2 separate regions of the Homo sapiens genome follow, and region 2 is linked to region 1. A link is an interaction called in ENCODE POLR2A ChIA-PET data of the cell type or tissue named here. Cell type or tissue: Panc1. All regions are shown on one strand.

Region 1 (8,000 bases):
TTTCCTGATTAAGAAGTTTGCTGTCAATTATCAAGTAAATTTTTCAAAAAAAGAAATATGTTGGTGCTGAATCATATATAACCTGTCCCGTGGAGAACTTAGTTCTCTGGGTGGGTATCTATTTTTTTCTAATTTGTTGAAAGTCAAAAAGATCAGTGAAGGTGGACAAGAAAGAAAATGAACAAAGAACATATGTCAGGCCCATGCAAGCAGAAGCTGAGCCTAAGAGCAAGCTCCAGGGGCCTCTACTGTTCCAGCAGAGATGGAGGTTAGGTGAATCAGCAGTCACCCCAGAGAAGGCCTGCAGAGTGACAGCCTAGGGTCTAGTGGGCCACATACAACACACTTACACTATACTCCTTTAGACCAACAGTATGGGGTGACAAAATTGGTTGGATATGAAGTTAGGAGACGTCCAACAAACTGTGAGATTTGGGGCCAATTGCCTAAATTCCATAGGCCTCAGCTTTCTCTGTTAAAAGCAGAGGTCAATAAGAGAAGTGGCTTTGAAACTTTTTAAAAAAATAGCTATTTTCTCCCCAAATGACAGATAGGTAGATGATAGATAGATAGATAGATAGTTTTACTATTTGAAACAGAGAGAAGTGAAGCTATTTAAGGGTACTGGACAGGAGTAACCCGATTCCCTGACTTTCCTCTTCTTGCCCCTTAATCCCAGTGGCTACTGAATCACTTCCATGGAGATTTTAGAGAACACTGGAGCGCAGTTTGGAAGGCCTTGCCAGGAAGCCACCTCAGGTCACATCATTTTAGATTTATTTTTCTAATGTGAAGAAAGTATTCATTAGATAGGGAAAGAAAATAAGAAATTTCTGATAAAAGCAAGCTTGGGCAAAGGTCAGAAATGGCCAATAAGTCATTTTTAAACTGTGTTACTTTCTACAAGCTACAGCCAGTGCATTTTCCCATGACCTAGAAGTCTAAGGAGTTGATGTTATGAAATATGGCTGGGTAAACTGAAAGAACCCAACTCTAGGGTGCTGGCATTAACTGTGATGTTTTGCAAGTTTTCTCACATTCCTATGTTTTCGTTTTTTTATTTGCACAGTCAGACAATATCTACCTCATATAGTTGTTTTGAAAATTTGATGAAGTGATTTATGAGAGTTTAGGGTAGAAGCTGACACACAGTAAGTACTGAGGGAATTATTGTTTTTATTGATGATGTTAATAAAGACATGCTGTGCTATCACTGCAAATATCAGCACAGCTTTTACTTCTGCATGACATTGAGGAGGCCACAAAAACTGACTGAACTCAAAGTCTGGCTACATGGTGGCCCCAAAATAAGGCATGACTGTTATTAAAGTAACAAGGAAAATCATAAGTCAAATAAGGAGTTACATTATCAATATGCAATTCTGCTAATGTTTCTTCTCAAAACTATATTTATTAATGTAATAGGTTTAGGTACCAATTTGAAATTATCATTTTCATATTTTACTGAATATTAAATGTCTTTTGAAATACAAAGGAATGGATTTTCAGAATTGCAGCTCTGAAAATTTCACATTCAGAGAAATTTCACATTCAGAGAAAGGCTAATTCAATTCTCTTGATTTTTCAGATTAATAAACCTATAAGCATTTAATATGCCACTTTAAACACTGTATTATATGAAATAGGCTCACAAGATATGGATGTACAAATTTAGGGTGCTTAAATATTAATTCACAATAAATTTTGTATCAGTTATGGATCTTGACAACCAAGTTAGCATCATCACTGTATTCTTTCTGTCTAAGCAAGTTGGAAAATTAGATAAGAAGTTGAATTCTAATTAAAGAGTTGTTTCAAATGCATGGAAGTTAGGTATAGAACTCAAACATGTGGCTACTCTACTTGGGGAAACTGAATTGTGCAAATTTACCCAGCCTTGGGTTGATAGAACCCTGAGTAGAGCCCACATCTGTTTGACTCCAACAATTATACTCAGTATTAATGACGATGACACTGTACTGGATGTTGTGAAAGATAAAAGAGAAGTATGTTGCCCTCAGAGAGCTTGTAATCCCACTGGGAAGCACCTCTCACATTTATTGTACTATTAGCAAATCATATAAGGCAATATCTAATCAATGCCCAAGGCCCAGGTGTTAATTACAGTAAGAAAAAGTACAATAAAATCCAGAAGAGTCAAGGAAATTCTTCAGAAAGGAGTTAGTCAGAATATAAAAGATGAGAATCCTAGCTAGAGGTCTATCAAAATTGTTTACCTTTGCTCATGTTTGAGTTCACAGCTGCTCGTGAGAAGTTAGAATATAGTTGGTTTGGGGATGCAAGTTTTTGTCATAGTGTAATACGTTTTCATGAGGTTCATTTATATATAGTAGACATTAGCGAAAGTGCTGTACTAGGACACCATCTTCCCAAAAGTACATATCATCAATTATCTTTAATAATAAATGAGTAGCAATTCGCTTGAATTGTCTTGTATTGTTTCTCAATCATAAAACCAGCTGAGAAACAAAAGGTATGTGTAACCTTTCATTGCAGATTAAAATTGCCCTAACACAAAGGTTCCCAATGGAGAAGATTATCACCCTGCAGAGGACATTTGGCAATGTCTGAAGACATGTTTGAGAGTCTCCTTTGGGGTAAAATGAAGTGCCACTGGCAAATAATAGGTTAAAATACAGAGATCTTGATATCCTCCAATGCACAAGACAGCTCCTCTCTATAAGAATTATCCAATATGAAGAATTATCCATCATGCTGAAGTGGGAAAACTAGGCCAAGGCTAAAGAAATATCCTGTATAAGGTTACCAGTGCTCAGCCCCCAGACACATTAAAGGCCCTCTAGTTTGAGATTCCTCTATTTCCCCCTACCACCCTAACCTACACCCTACACCCTAATTCTTAACTTGAATCAAGATTTGTATTCTACAAAAAGAAAAAAAGATTTATATTCCAGGAATTATGGGTTGAACTTCACAGAAAAAATTAAAAGTATGTGTAGCAAAATTTCCATTTTGATCCTTAGCCCATTCTAGTTTTTTTTTAATGTTTGCATAGAATGTATTTTTATCTTGCTATTCACTTTCTCCCTTTCCTTTCCTTTCCTTTCCTTTCCTTTCCTCTCCTCTCCTCTCCTCTCCTCCCCCCTTCCCTTCCCTTTCTGTCCCTTCCCTGCCCTTCCCTTTCCTACATGACACCATACCTTGTTAAGATTTCTTTTTCTTTTTCTTTTTTAAAGTAAAGACGAGGTTTCACTATGTTGCCCAGGCTGGTCTCAAACTCATGGGCTCAAGCAATCCTCTCACTTCAGCCTCTCAAAGTGCTGTGATTACAGACACAAGCCACGGCATCTGGCTATATTCACTTTCAACAGGAAAGTAAATATAAAAAATTAGATTGATCAAAGATGCACATTTTATGCAAATCAAAAAGAGAAGAGGGATAATGTTTCGTGATAAAAACAGTTTTGTAAGAGAAGGAAGCATGTTCAAGTTACAAATGCTAAAATGCATGAATCTAAAGAAAAAATACTTTAATGTTTATATTGTTGTTCAGTTTTTCAACACCTTTTCACACCTATGGTTTTCACTGTGTCCTTGCTGAGATGGACAGAGCAAAGTTATTAGTACTATCGTAAGATGGCAAAAGATGGAAACCAAGAGATCTAAGCAGCATTTCTATGGCCACAGTTCTTTCTTTTATTCCATATCAATTGATGTCTAAAAGTTATTTAGTGATAAGACTTCAGAATCCAGCAATATGCAATAAGAAAAATTCTGAAGAGAAATAAAGCACAAAGTGGTTAAGAAGTATTTTGTGTTCTTATAAATAAAAAGGGAAATGTTATTCATAAGATGAAAAAACGGTCATTTTCCTTCAGGAAGTAGTAAAAAGAGAGCTATAGAGGTATTACTGACAAGGAGTTTGAAAACAAAGGCATGCGATGATTCCAAGACTACTTTCTATAAGGGTGTGAAGCAGAATATAGAAATCACATCTCCCACTTTGTTAATTATTCATTTTGCTGAACAGAAGCTTTTTAGTCTGATGCAACCCCATTTACATATTTTTGCTTTTGGTACCTGTACATTGGGATTATAGCCAAAAAATCATTGCCCAGACCAATGTCATGAAGCTTTTAAGACTCCAAATCATAGCTGCAGTTTTACAACTTCTAGGCATATGTGTTTTATTTTATTGATCAGGATCCTTTTCCACAAAAATGAGACTTACTGGAAAGGCTATTTCAGGGTCAGTATTTGGTAACCTGTCTTAAGTTAATGTGCCAAATATAAGGCACATTAAAAAAAATCTAAGCTCCACAAATGGAAATTAAAATTGGAAACCCCAAAAAGATAAGCTTCATACCAACTCCAAATGATAATGCATCATAATCCTTTAGGAATCATACTGTAAGAAGTTTCTTATTTTTCCATGAATTACATACTCAATATGTCCTTATTTGCTTAATACTTTGAAATGACGAGGAAATCACCCTTTTCAAACAAGTAATAGACTAATTATTGTGGGCATATCTATTCTTTCCCAACATGGACGCAGACCTTCTCTCTCTTACTCCTAAAGCCAAAGTTTACTTAATATTATAATTGATTTGGAAGTGGTTTTCAGAAATTTCTCAATCACTGCGAAGAATTCACAGCAGACCATCAAAGATTCTGCTTTACTTAATCTCTTTCATGTGAAAATAAATGATTTGACTCTCCTAATAGTAAATGTTTATTCTGGGATTTTCACATAAAGTTTAGAAAAAAAAGTCCCAAATATCCTTCATAGCTTTGACTAGCATAGAAAATTCATAGAGGTTTCTGTTTTCCCCAAAAAAACCTGGAGATAACTGTAGAAAATTCTTTTTCAGGTAACGCAGTTTTACAACCTCTCATTTCAAAAGTATGTGAAACACAAATGTTTTAGATGGAATACTTATTGCCACTAAATATGTTCTAGAACATGTTTGTTTCATGGTGTTATTGAATTCTTTTTTATCTAAAGTGTTGTTCTCGCTCTCTCTCTCTTTCGAGCCTTCGAGTCAGTGCAGTTCTAATAGCAGCAGAGGAGCTTCTGATCACTACCCCACCTTGATTGTCTCTGTTGTGTAAATAATTTTGTTTTGAAATTTGAAAATTTATTTTAAACTTTTATTCTTAAGTTAAATAATTTTGAAATTATTTTTCCTAACATGACTCATCCTGAATGTATGAGTTAGGGCAAAGTCCAGGGACAATGGTCCAACTTCATGCTTGCTTATCTTTTTTTCCAGTTCTCTAATTGTTTTCCCATATTTTTGAGTTCTTGGTCTCTCTTTATACATTTGATCATATATGCTTATAGAGAGTATCAGTTCAGGTAACCACTTTTAGTTGTGGTTAACAGAAACCTGTCAGACTTAGGAGATGACAAGTGGCCAGACCATGTGTTGTTATATATTCACAAATGTTAAATCCACTGGGGGATCTAATTCAACCTCAAAAATCAGGTTCAGTACTGTGCATAATCTCCTGATTTAGGTACGTTGCTATCCAAAATAAGTAATGGATGGATCCAAAATCCATTATGGATCCAAAAATAAGTAATGACTTCAATGAATGTACAGATGAGTAGAGGATGAACCGAGATTTCAAATGGCTAGAATACAAGCAAAAGGGTTTAATTAATATCAAAGAAGAGTCACCAAAAAGAGCAATGTGTTTAGAATTTCTAATATATTCTAGGTGTATATATGTGTTATATATAGATGATTGTATTTAATGTTTATATTAAAATAAAATACTGTGTATCGATTTTACAGATTTTTTTTAAAAAATAGAAGGCCAAAAAGAGATATACATTTTTTTCAAAGTTTTGAAATTAGTCATAGGCAGGGTTAGGGTTTGAATTCAGGTCTGTCTGAACCAATAATGTACATCCTCTCTGAAGGCTATTACACCCATAGGAAGTAATGGGAGCACAGGTGGTAAAAGTGGTAGCCAGAAGGAAATCATAAATAAAATGTGACTTGGAATAGTCCATAAAGTAAGGGGCAAGTGGTCATGGAAAGGGTATCTACAAGAGCACGAGCACCAGTGCATGTTTTGGGAAGACCTGCTGTTTGATTTTACCATTTGTGTAGGTCAATACCATGAGAAGACATCAGAAAGCTCTGAATAATCAGTGTTTTAATTATCAAACTAAGAAGTTTTTTTTTTTTAATTCAGGATATACAATATGAGAATTACAGGCTCATAGCAACATGACAGAAACTCTGACAGCAGTATGAAAGAAGATATTTCAAAGGGAGGAGAAAGGGGACAAGGCAGAGAGATGAGTTTTCAGTATTCTGGCAAGAGAAGGTGAGAGTCCAAATTGTGGTGATGAGAATGGGACTGTCAATAAGAGCACAGACATAAGAAAAAGGCACCCATGTGGCGAGTCACTCAGCTGAACTTGGCAGTGGATTGAATGGGATGAGCAAGGGAGATAAAGAAGACCAATATTCCTCAAGATTTCAATCATGGTTTGATCAAGTTAATGGTGATTCAGTTACCTGATATAAGAGGGTGAAAAAAAAAAGGATCTGTCTGAGGTTGGGGCGTGGCAGGGCTGAAGATGATCTGTGAGATTTTTTTAATATGATCCCATTACTGGAATAACACTAGATGGACAAAAACATAAAGTGTTTTACAAGGATTAAATAAATGATTAGGGTAGATAACCATTGCCTGGGCCTCTTAAAAGCTAAAATCATAGTAAAAGATACCTAGAGAAACACATTCCAAGTATATAAATAATTTGTTTATGAGAACGTTCTTTTTTAGATTAAAAAAAAGAATCAGAAGGTCTTTGGGAAATCACTCTCTCACACTTTTTGGTCTCAGTGGTGTTTGAAGTTATTAGGTGTTACTCCTGCAGAATTTGCCTTGATAAGTAGATACTTCCCAGGGGATAAAATCCAAGAATATAATATTAAAAATGAAAAAGGCAAAAAGAGGAAGGGAAAGGCCAAGACACCTGAAAAATCAGTGAAAGGAGAGCTAAAGTTACTTAAAATGTAGTTTGGGAAGTAAGAGTAGCCAGTAAGGAAAACCAACAGAGGGAAGTTTGTGAAATACCTAGAGAATTTCTCCCAATGGCTCTGTGACTTAACTATTCTCTAAGCCTAGGTGCCAGCATTATAAATAGATTTTTAAAATAAAGATGATTAGCTATAATTATTTCCGGTTCTAGAAACGAGGAAATGCTGCTCACAATGAGATTTCCATGATAAAGGACAAGGGCAGGTTACGAGAACTCAAAGGAAGAAAGGCCCATTAGATGGTGCCCAGGAGAGGAGTTAACATGATACTTTGTAGAGAGAAGAAAGAAAAGATTATTTGAAATCTAAGATGCATTTTAAAATATATTTACATTGTTTGGAGTAAATAAGTTTTACACCCATGTAGAAAAAAAGTCACTAAGTTGAACACTAAATTAAATTGTACAGATCAGAAAAAATAATTTCAGCTGGAGTTTCTGGGCTCTATTTTATTTATTCGTTTTACTTAAATTGAATTTAATCAAAGCATTTATATTAAGTCTGTAAGTTCAAATCAAGGGCAGCCTAGAAATATGTGGTACAAATTGATGAGCCTTGCAATAATTTTGCCTGAAAATGATTTCTGTATTTGCCTGCTGCTGACCTGGGAATTCCATTATTATGGATGCAGTCATTTATCTTAACAGTCTCTGAAAGATTTCCTTTCAAAGTGGGAATTTCCCTGAAAGTGCCTTACATACTACTTTTTTATTCACATCACACAAAAGAAAAGTTCTTCAAGGAAAAGCTACACAAAGGGAATGAGGCTTGGGAAATGAATAAGAAATAAGATGGAAAATAAATCCAATAGACTCAGACCAGGACACACAATTTTGTTATTACTTCTTTAAATTCAGTTCCCACTTGTAATTTTTTTCTGAACTATTCTGGGATTAGCCTACATATTCTCTTTTTCTACCACAAAACTTTCTTCCCTGGGGCTCCATCTTC
Region 2 (8,000 bases), 530 kb before region 1:
TACTGACTTTTTAAATGTATCTGTACATCTTTCCATCCCTTTATCCATCACATCAATCACTTTTATGCATTTTGAAGTGGGCCATAGACATCAGTTATGTCTCTCAACTGCTTCAATGTGCATACCATATGTATTTGGTGTGTGTGTATGTATACATATACAATTATATATAAATATACACACACAGAAAAAACTACATATCTTTCTTTTTGCATATGGTTTTAGTTACCTATGGCTGCTGAAACAAATTACCACAAACTGGGTGGTTTAAAACAACACAATTCTGGAGGCAGGAGGCATGAAATCAGTTTCACTGGGCTGAAGGTGTGGGCAGGTAGGCAAGGCTGGTTCCTTCTGGAGGTTCAGGGGAGAAGTTGTTTCCATGCCTTTTCCAGCTCCTGGAGGCTGCGTGCTTCCTTAGCCTGTGATCCTTTCCTCACAACACTCTGGTCTTTTCCTTCCATTGTCACAGCTCCATCTCTTCTGTAGTCAAATCTTCCTCTGCGTCCCTCTTATAAGAACACTTGTGATTGCATATAGGACATCCCTAGGTATTCCAGGATAATCTCCCCATCTCAAACTCTTTAACTTAATCACCTTGTGAAGTCCCTTTTGCAATATACAGTAACATTCTCAGGTTCCAAAGATTAGAACCTGGGTATATTTAGAGATATTATTCATCCAGTCACACATACAAATACTTACGTCACCTTTTTTAATAGCATGAGGTAAAAAATCTGACTTAATTTTCCCAAATAATTGCCCAAATTATTAAAAATATAAATATAAATTATTTAATATTTAAGAAGTTTCAAGTTTGTTACTTTTATCACACAAAGTTCCTTGCTTTTTCTCCATGCCCTGGACTCTTCTAAAGTCAACAATGACAAAATATTATAATGATTTGATTTATTGAATCTAATTCTAAATGTTTTGTTCAGCAAAATTTATTTAAATTTGGATAAAAGAGGTAATAAAATGGAAGACTATAAGTTGGTTGTTGTAGAAAAATGACTACCGAATTCCCATATACTAATTTATTCTCTGCCAGAATATTTACATCAGAAAATTATTTTATGAGAATGAGCTATTTGAAGTTATATGTGGAATGTAAGAATTAACAATAAGAAAGAGACAGAGAAATAACACCCACTGAACTCTGACAAATATTAAATGATAAGCCACTAAGAAAAATGACAAATCAGGATTAGAAACAAGCCAGAAAAGGTAAAAAATATTTATGTCAAAATCTTCGTGCCAATTTTAACCAGTGTCAGGCACCAAAATTTGAGAATTATCTTTGAGAGTTATCTTCCTTTCAGTAAAGGCAACACTGGCAGTTAAACATCATTTTTACTTGTGGACAACTTATGGAATTAATAATATTCAACTATTTTAATTGAAACAAAACTTTTGGCATTGTAATATAGTTGTTAACCTTTGGTAAATGAACCTATAATTTTGCCAACGGAACACATTACTTGATACATCCTCCACGTTGAGCTTGTCAGGCCCATTTCTAGAGAGTGGGTTGCCAATTAACTGGTTACATAAAGTATACTTTTTTATTTTAAAAAAATAATGCATTTGTTCCTATGGCCACACCCTAAATAAAGGAGTTTCCATTTAAAGATTTCTTTGTAACTGCTAGTCTAAACTGTGGAACTATTTCTTAATGTGCTTGTAAATTAATTTGAATAAATTCTCCACGTCTGTCTTTATAAGTGGGCTTTATTTTTACAGCTGTTTTAGATTCACAGGAAAACTGAGCAGGAAGTACAGAGAGTTCTCATATACACTCTGTCCTTCACCCCACCCCATACGCAGCCTCGCGGAATATCAACACCCTGCACCAGAGTGGTAGATTTGTCTTACTCTGTGACTGTACACTCTCACATCATTATCACTCAAAGCCTAGTGTTTACATGAGAGTTCCCTCTTGCTATTGCACATGCTATGGGTTTTGACAAACATATAATAACAGGCATCCACCATTGTAGTACCACACAGAAGAGCTTCACTGCCCTAAAAATCCTTGCACCCTGTTGATTTATGCCTTCCTTCTCCTAATCTTTAGCAACCACAGATCTTTTTTCCCACCTCCATGGTTTTGTTTTTTTCCAGAATGTCGTATAGTTGGAATCATACAGTATGTAGCTTTTTCAGAGTGGATTTTGTTCACTCAGTAATATGCATTTGAGGTTCCTCCATGTCTTTTCATGGCTTGATAGCTCATTTCTTTTATAGGATTGATGTACATCCAGAACATTGGATAAATAAATAAATATTTATTCATATTTACATGAATAAATGTGTAAAGTATATTTATTCATTCATCTATGGTTTTAGTCTGTTTTGTGTTGTCATAATGGAAAACTGCAGACTGGCCAGTTTATAAAAAAAAAGAGATCTATATTTCTTGTAGTTCTGGAGGCTGGAAAGTCCAAGGTAGATGGACCACATCTGATGACGGCCTTCTTGCTGAGTCATCCCAGGGCAGAAGGCAGAAGGGCAAGAAAGCATAAGAGCAAGAACAAGCACACTCTCGCGATAACTAACCCACTCCGTGATTACAACATTATGAAGGAGTCATAATTGCCTCTTATTGGGCTCCAGCCCCCAATATTGTTGCATTTTGGATTAAGTTTTCAACGTAAGAACTTTGGGTGACACATTTAAACCATAGCACCTGAGGAAGAGAGCATTGGTTGCTTCTGAGTTTTGGCAATTATGAATAAAATTGTTATACATATCGGTGTGTAGGTTTTTGTGTAGACATGTTTTCAACTGATTTGGGTAAATGCCAAGGAGCACAACTGCTGAATTATATGGTAAGAGTATGCTTAGCTTTGTAAGAAACTGCCAAACTATATTGCAAAATGGCTGTGTCATTTTGCATTCACACCAGCAACAGATGATACTTTCTGTTGCTCCACATCCTCATCAGCATTCGGTGTTTTCAGTGTTCTGGATTTTCACCATTCTAATAAGTGTGTAGTGATATCTCACTTAGTTTTGATTTAATTCCCTAATGGCATATGATGATGAGCATCTTTTAATATGCGTTTTTGGGCCATTCATGAATCTTTTTTTGGTGAAGTATCTGTTCACAGCTTCTGCCCATTTCATAATTGGGTTGTTCATTTTCTTATTGTTGAGCTTTAAGAGTTCATTATATACTTTGGAAAACAGTCCTGTATCAGACATGTCTTTTGCAAATATTTTCTTTCAGCCTCTGACTTGTCTTCTCATTCTCTGGAGTGTATGTTTTTGTTTGCTTTGCCTGCTATGTCATAAATCTGACATTATTTAAATATCTCCTTCCATCCTGACTGTTTACTTAATGTTGACTGTGATAATTTTTTAATTCATGTTTACTTTAAGAGGCATTTGAAAGAAGCTCCTGATAAGTTCAGATACTGTTTAATATAATGTTAATGCAAAATTTTCAGTTTATGTAGGTGACAAGGAGTCAAATGTAACAGAGTCACACTGTAATGAATGTTGGGTGGTCACAAAAGGTTTATGTATCAGGCAGTGACTCATTTTGGCACACCAAAGCAAAATTCAAATGGTTACCTCAGCAAAATGACAAAGCACTGCATGCCATGGACTTTCTGGGTTGCTTATGAATAGCTGAAACACGAAATGTTAAGTACACAAATGGTGAGAAAACACTATATTTCAAGTAAAGAAACAAATGTATTTAATCACGTTTGCCAATGTCTGATTTTCTTCTTAAAGTTTTATAACCTGGAGTTTGTGGAGCCTTGGGGGATGAATAAATACAGGAGTAATGCTCTTCAAATGAGCTATTGTAAAGGACTATTGTATTTTTCAATTGGTTGTGGATTGATACATTTGTCTCATAGATAGTTCCCTCTATTAATATGGATATATATGTTATAATATACGTCAGTGGAATGTTTCTCAGCTTTTCAAACCATTTTATTGGCTGTTTTCTCTTGTCTATGGGTACTCGTAGAGAATGCTATTGAAGTTGGTATTCATATTTTAATGGGAGGAAATAATCCCAAGCTGCAGACACAAATTCAGTTCCAAACCCCAGACAGTGGATGGGCTATGCTTATCAAAGCAGACAGAATGCATATAGTAGTAATGAGAGAAATCTGAACATAGGACTGAAATATATACGTAAACCACCAGTGTTAAACTTGATTTCAGTATAACTGAAAGGACTCCAATCTGACCTCCAGAGACCTGACATGAGCTATCATGATATGAAGTCAAAATCTTTCACCCAAAATCCAGACCTAGCATCCCTTCAATTAGAAAGAAGTTGAGCAGGATGGATCATTCACTTCATAAGTACTTTCTGTAAATTTTCTTTGTACTATTCTCTAATGCATCCATTTATCAGAGTAAACACGCACTGGGAAAAGGAACCTACCTTTGGGTTGAATTGGTCACAGACTCTTAATCAATTCTGGTTCCTGAGACCTAGAACAACACAGCCAATCAGGAAAAGTGGAGCCTTGTGAAGTGAGCTGATAGATGTAGGTTAGATCTAATTCTATTTCACAGTAAGCCCAGTAGAATACTGAGTCCATCTCCAAGTCTGCTTGAAACATATTATATATCCTTAGTAGGTAGAATAATCCTGGCCTGAGTTCCTGGCACTGTGGAGTGCCATGATAGTCTTGACAGGATGTCTCCAAACCCTTGAATGTGAGAGAGTAATGAGTTACTAACTTGCTTGAGAAAAATTTATTTTAGGTTTTCCTTTACAGTCAAAACAGATGTCAAATAATGTATCACTTAATATCCTTCCAGTTCTTTTTTTGTGTTAGTTGTTTTTGTTGTTTATTCTTAAAAAACTTAAATGGCTCACACCTGTAATCCCAGCACTTTGGGAGGCCGAGGCAGGAGGATCACCTGAGGTTGGGAGGTCGAGACCAGCCTGACCAACATGGAGAAACCTTGTCTCTACTAAAAATACAAAATTAGCCAGGTGTGGTGGCGCATGCCGGTAATCCCAGCTACTCGGGAGGCTGAGGCAGAAGAATTGCTTGAACCCAGGAGGCAGAGAATGTAGCGAGCCGAGATTGCTCCATTGCCAGACTGGGCAACAAGAGCAAAACTCTGTCTCAAAAACAAAAAACAAAAAAACACTTAAATGGAACACATTTACATGATCTCACTTAATCCTCAAAAATACCAAGATTTTGGCATTACTATTTTCATTTTATAACTTAAGAAACTGGGACTCAGAAAGGTTAAGATATTGCGAAATATCGCAGGAGAGTAAGTGGTATATCCGGAGTTGGAAGCTTCAACTGTTTAATGACAAGGCCAATTCTCTTGGTGCTCATAAAGTGTTACCTCTTAAATCGAGAGTTCTCTGTCTTATGAGGTTTTTTTGTTTTGTTTTGTTTTGTAATTTTTTGTGAAATAAGGAATGAGGTCATTTCCTAAGAGTAATGGGGATGATGCTAGGCTAGTAGAGCGTGAAGAAGAATATTTGAAGTAGAAGTGGAAAGAGTCTTGTAACTGAAAGTGTGGTTATCAGTCAAGTAAATTTGGCATCCCTTTGTAGTAGCTTGATAGAAATGCAGATCTCAGGCCCCCTCCCAGACCTTCTGAATCCAATCTGCATTTATTTATTAATTTTTTTTTTTTTTTTGAGATGGAGTCTCACTCCGTCGCCCAGGCTGGAGTGCAGTGGTGTGATCTCAGCTCACTGCAAGCACCGCCTCCCGGGTTCACGCCATTCTCCTGCTTCAGCCTCCCAAGTAGCTGGGACTACAGGCACCCACCACCATGCCCGGCTAATTTTTTTAGTAGAGACAGGGTTTCACCATGTTAGCCAGGATGGGCTCGATCTCCTGAACTCGTGATCTGCCCGCCTCAGCCTCCCAAAGTGCTGGGATTACCAATCTGCATTTTTAAATATCCACAGGTGATTTGCATGTTCATTAAAGTTTTAGAAGCACTGGGCCAAGCAGAACTACTGTCAGGCAGCATTGAAGGGCCAGTTTAGATGGAGACTATACATTTATAAGCATCAATATTAATTATATCAATGACAAAGCCGAAATCCTACAAAAATGTTAGATCCTTGCTTTCTCAGCCTCCTTTGCATTTGTATCAAGAGCTTATGATCCAAACCTGGCCACTGAAACCCTAGGGGAAATGCCCTGTAGGAATTTTGGAAGAGATTTTCACCTTATTCAAACAGATGAATAGGAGCAAACTCCTGTCTTTTTGTCTGAATATTGTCATAACTGCTTGTGATACATAGAACAGTAGCAGTCACTTTGCAATATTGAAGGCATGAGCCCAAATCAAGCCAAGATAACAATTGATTAACCAACCCTAGAAGCACTATTCCTTTGGACTTCTTGTTATAAGAGATAGTAAACATTCTTATTCAAAGCTTTTCACTTGTATTTTTCATTGCTTGCAGGTAAGAGTATCCTAAGTTAAAAAAAATTATGGTTTTTCTCCTAAAATCCTCACAACATTATATTACAACAAAATGAGGCAAATTACAGAATTACTGGCTGAAAATTTGTAGGGTGAACGTGTCTAAATAAAAGCATTTGAAGGTTTAGGCAAATGTTTTTGCCTATACCTTCAGATTTGCACCTTCAGATACCTATAGATTTGCACCATGGGGTTGACACTTGGCAAGGATGGGATGTGACAATAGCCAGGATGGTGTTAACAGAATAATCAAACACAGAAGGTCAACATTTAATGAGATTAAAATGTTGTTACATTGGGATTGAGAGAGGAGGAAGTAGAGTCAGAAAGAAGATATTAGAATATAAGATTTCAGAGGTGAAGCAAGTAATGTTGCTGCCCTGGATGAGGGTGGATGATATAAAATAAATGTGAATATGATTGGAGTTTAGGAAGTCAAAGAAGCATAAAACTAGCTTGTTGGATGATACAACCAACCACACGGACATTGGAGAGACTTGGAATTATGACAGTTCTTGAGGTAGAGGCAGGACTTAAGGAATATGGACATGCTCGGGACATTGGAGAACAACTAAATTGAGAAAGGTCTCACAGAGGAGGGCACTTTTGGCTTGCACTGTGTAGAATGGGAATAGTCTATACAGTAGAGAGAAATGCAATCGTAGGCGTGCTTGGCAGAGGGAGCGATATGTGCAAAGCTCCTAGACAGGAAAAACCGTTTGAGGAATGGTGGGTAGTTCTTTGCTGCTGGAGCAGAGAAGGAAATAAGTTTTGGGTCAACTTGTGAAGAATTTATAAGTTACAAAAGCAAATTTGGATATATTCTGATCAATACTTATTGCTGATGATAGTTATCTAACCTCAAGGGAATTTAAAAGCTTTTATTCCTTTTTTTTTTTTTTTTTTTTTTTTTTTTTTTTGAGACGGAGTCTCGCTCTGTCGTCCAGGCTGGAGTGCAGTGGCGCAATCTTGGCTCACTGCAAGCTTCACCTCCCAAGTTCATGCCATTCTCCATTCTCCTGCCTCAGCCTCCGGAGTAGCTAGGACTACAAGAGGCCGCCACCACGCCAGGCTAATTTTTTTGTATTTTTAGTAGAGACGGGGTTTCACCGTGTTAGCCAGGATGGTCTCGATCTCCTGATCTTGTGATCCGCCCGCCTCGGCCTCCCAAAGTAGCTTTTATTCTTTTTTATAAAAAAATGCTCCACATGAAAGATGTCCCCTCACTCTGTCTGTCCTTCCTTCCTTCTTTCCTTCCTTCCTTCCCTCCCTGCCTTCCCTGCCTTCCCCTTCCCTTCCCTTCCTTTCCCTCCCTTCCTTCCCTCCCTGCCTTCCCCTTCCCTTCCCTTCCTTTCCCTCCCTTCCTTCCCTCCCTGCCTTCCCTGCCTTCCTCTTCCCTTCCCTTCCTTTCCCTCCCTTCCTTCCCTCCCTGCCTTCCCTGCTTTCCCCTTCCCTTCCCTTCCTTTCCCTCCCTTCCTTCCCTCCCTGCCTTCCCTGCCTTCCCCTTCCCTTCCCTTCCCTCCCTTCCTTCCCTCCTTCCTTCCCTCCCTCCC

Evidence for each region. ChIA-PET counts read pairs that join two places held together with the same protein. Peaks named below come from ENCODE experiments on the same cell type or tissue, not always from the same donor. Only the 100,000 strongest peaks of a DNase experiment are listed, where the experiment ranks them.
Region 2: POLR2A ChIA-PET joins it to region 1 with 6 read pairs; 3 of 35 experiments call an interaction of 5 or more read pairs at or near these places.

Annotation. Positions count from the first base shown.
Region 1 is chr5:40,134,355-40,142,354 of GRCh38, forward strand. No RefSeq gene overlaps it. Among named protein-coding and RNA genes, the nearest start is that of LINC00603, 86 kb to the left of the region's middle. In Panc1, no CTCF peak of the experiment used is centred here; no DNase peak of the experiment used is centred here.
Region 2 is chr5:39,602,847-39,610,846 of GRCh38, forward strand. No RefSeq gene overlaps it. Among named protein-coding and RNA genes, the nearest start is that of LINC02104, 86 kb to the left of the region's middle. RefSeq lists a silencer at 5,635-5,816. In Panc1, no CTCF peak of the experiment used is centred here; DNase peaks (open chromatin) are centred at 2,725, 3,385 and 4,171; H3K27ac peaks cover 704 bases.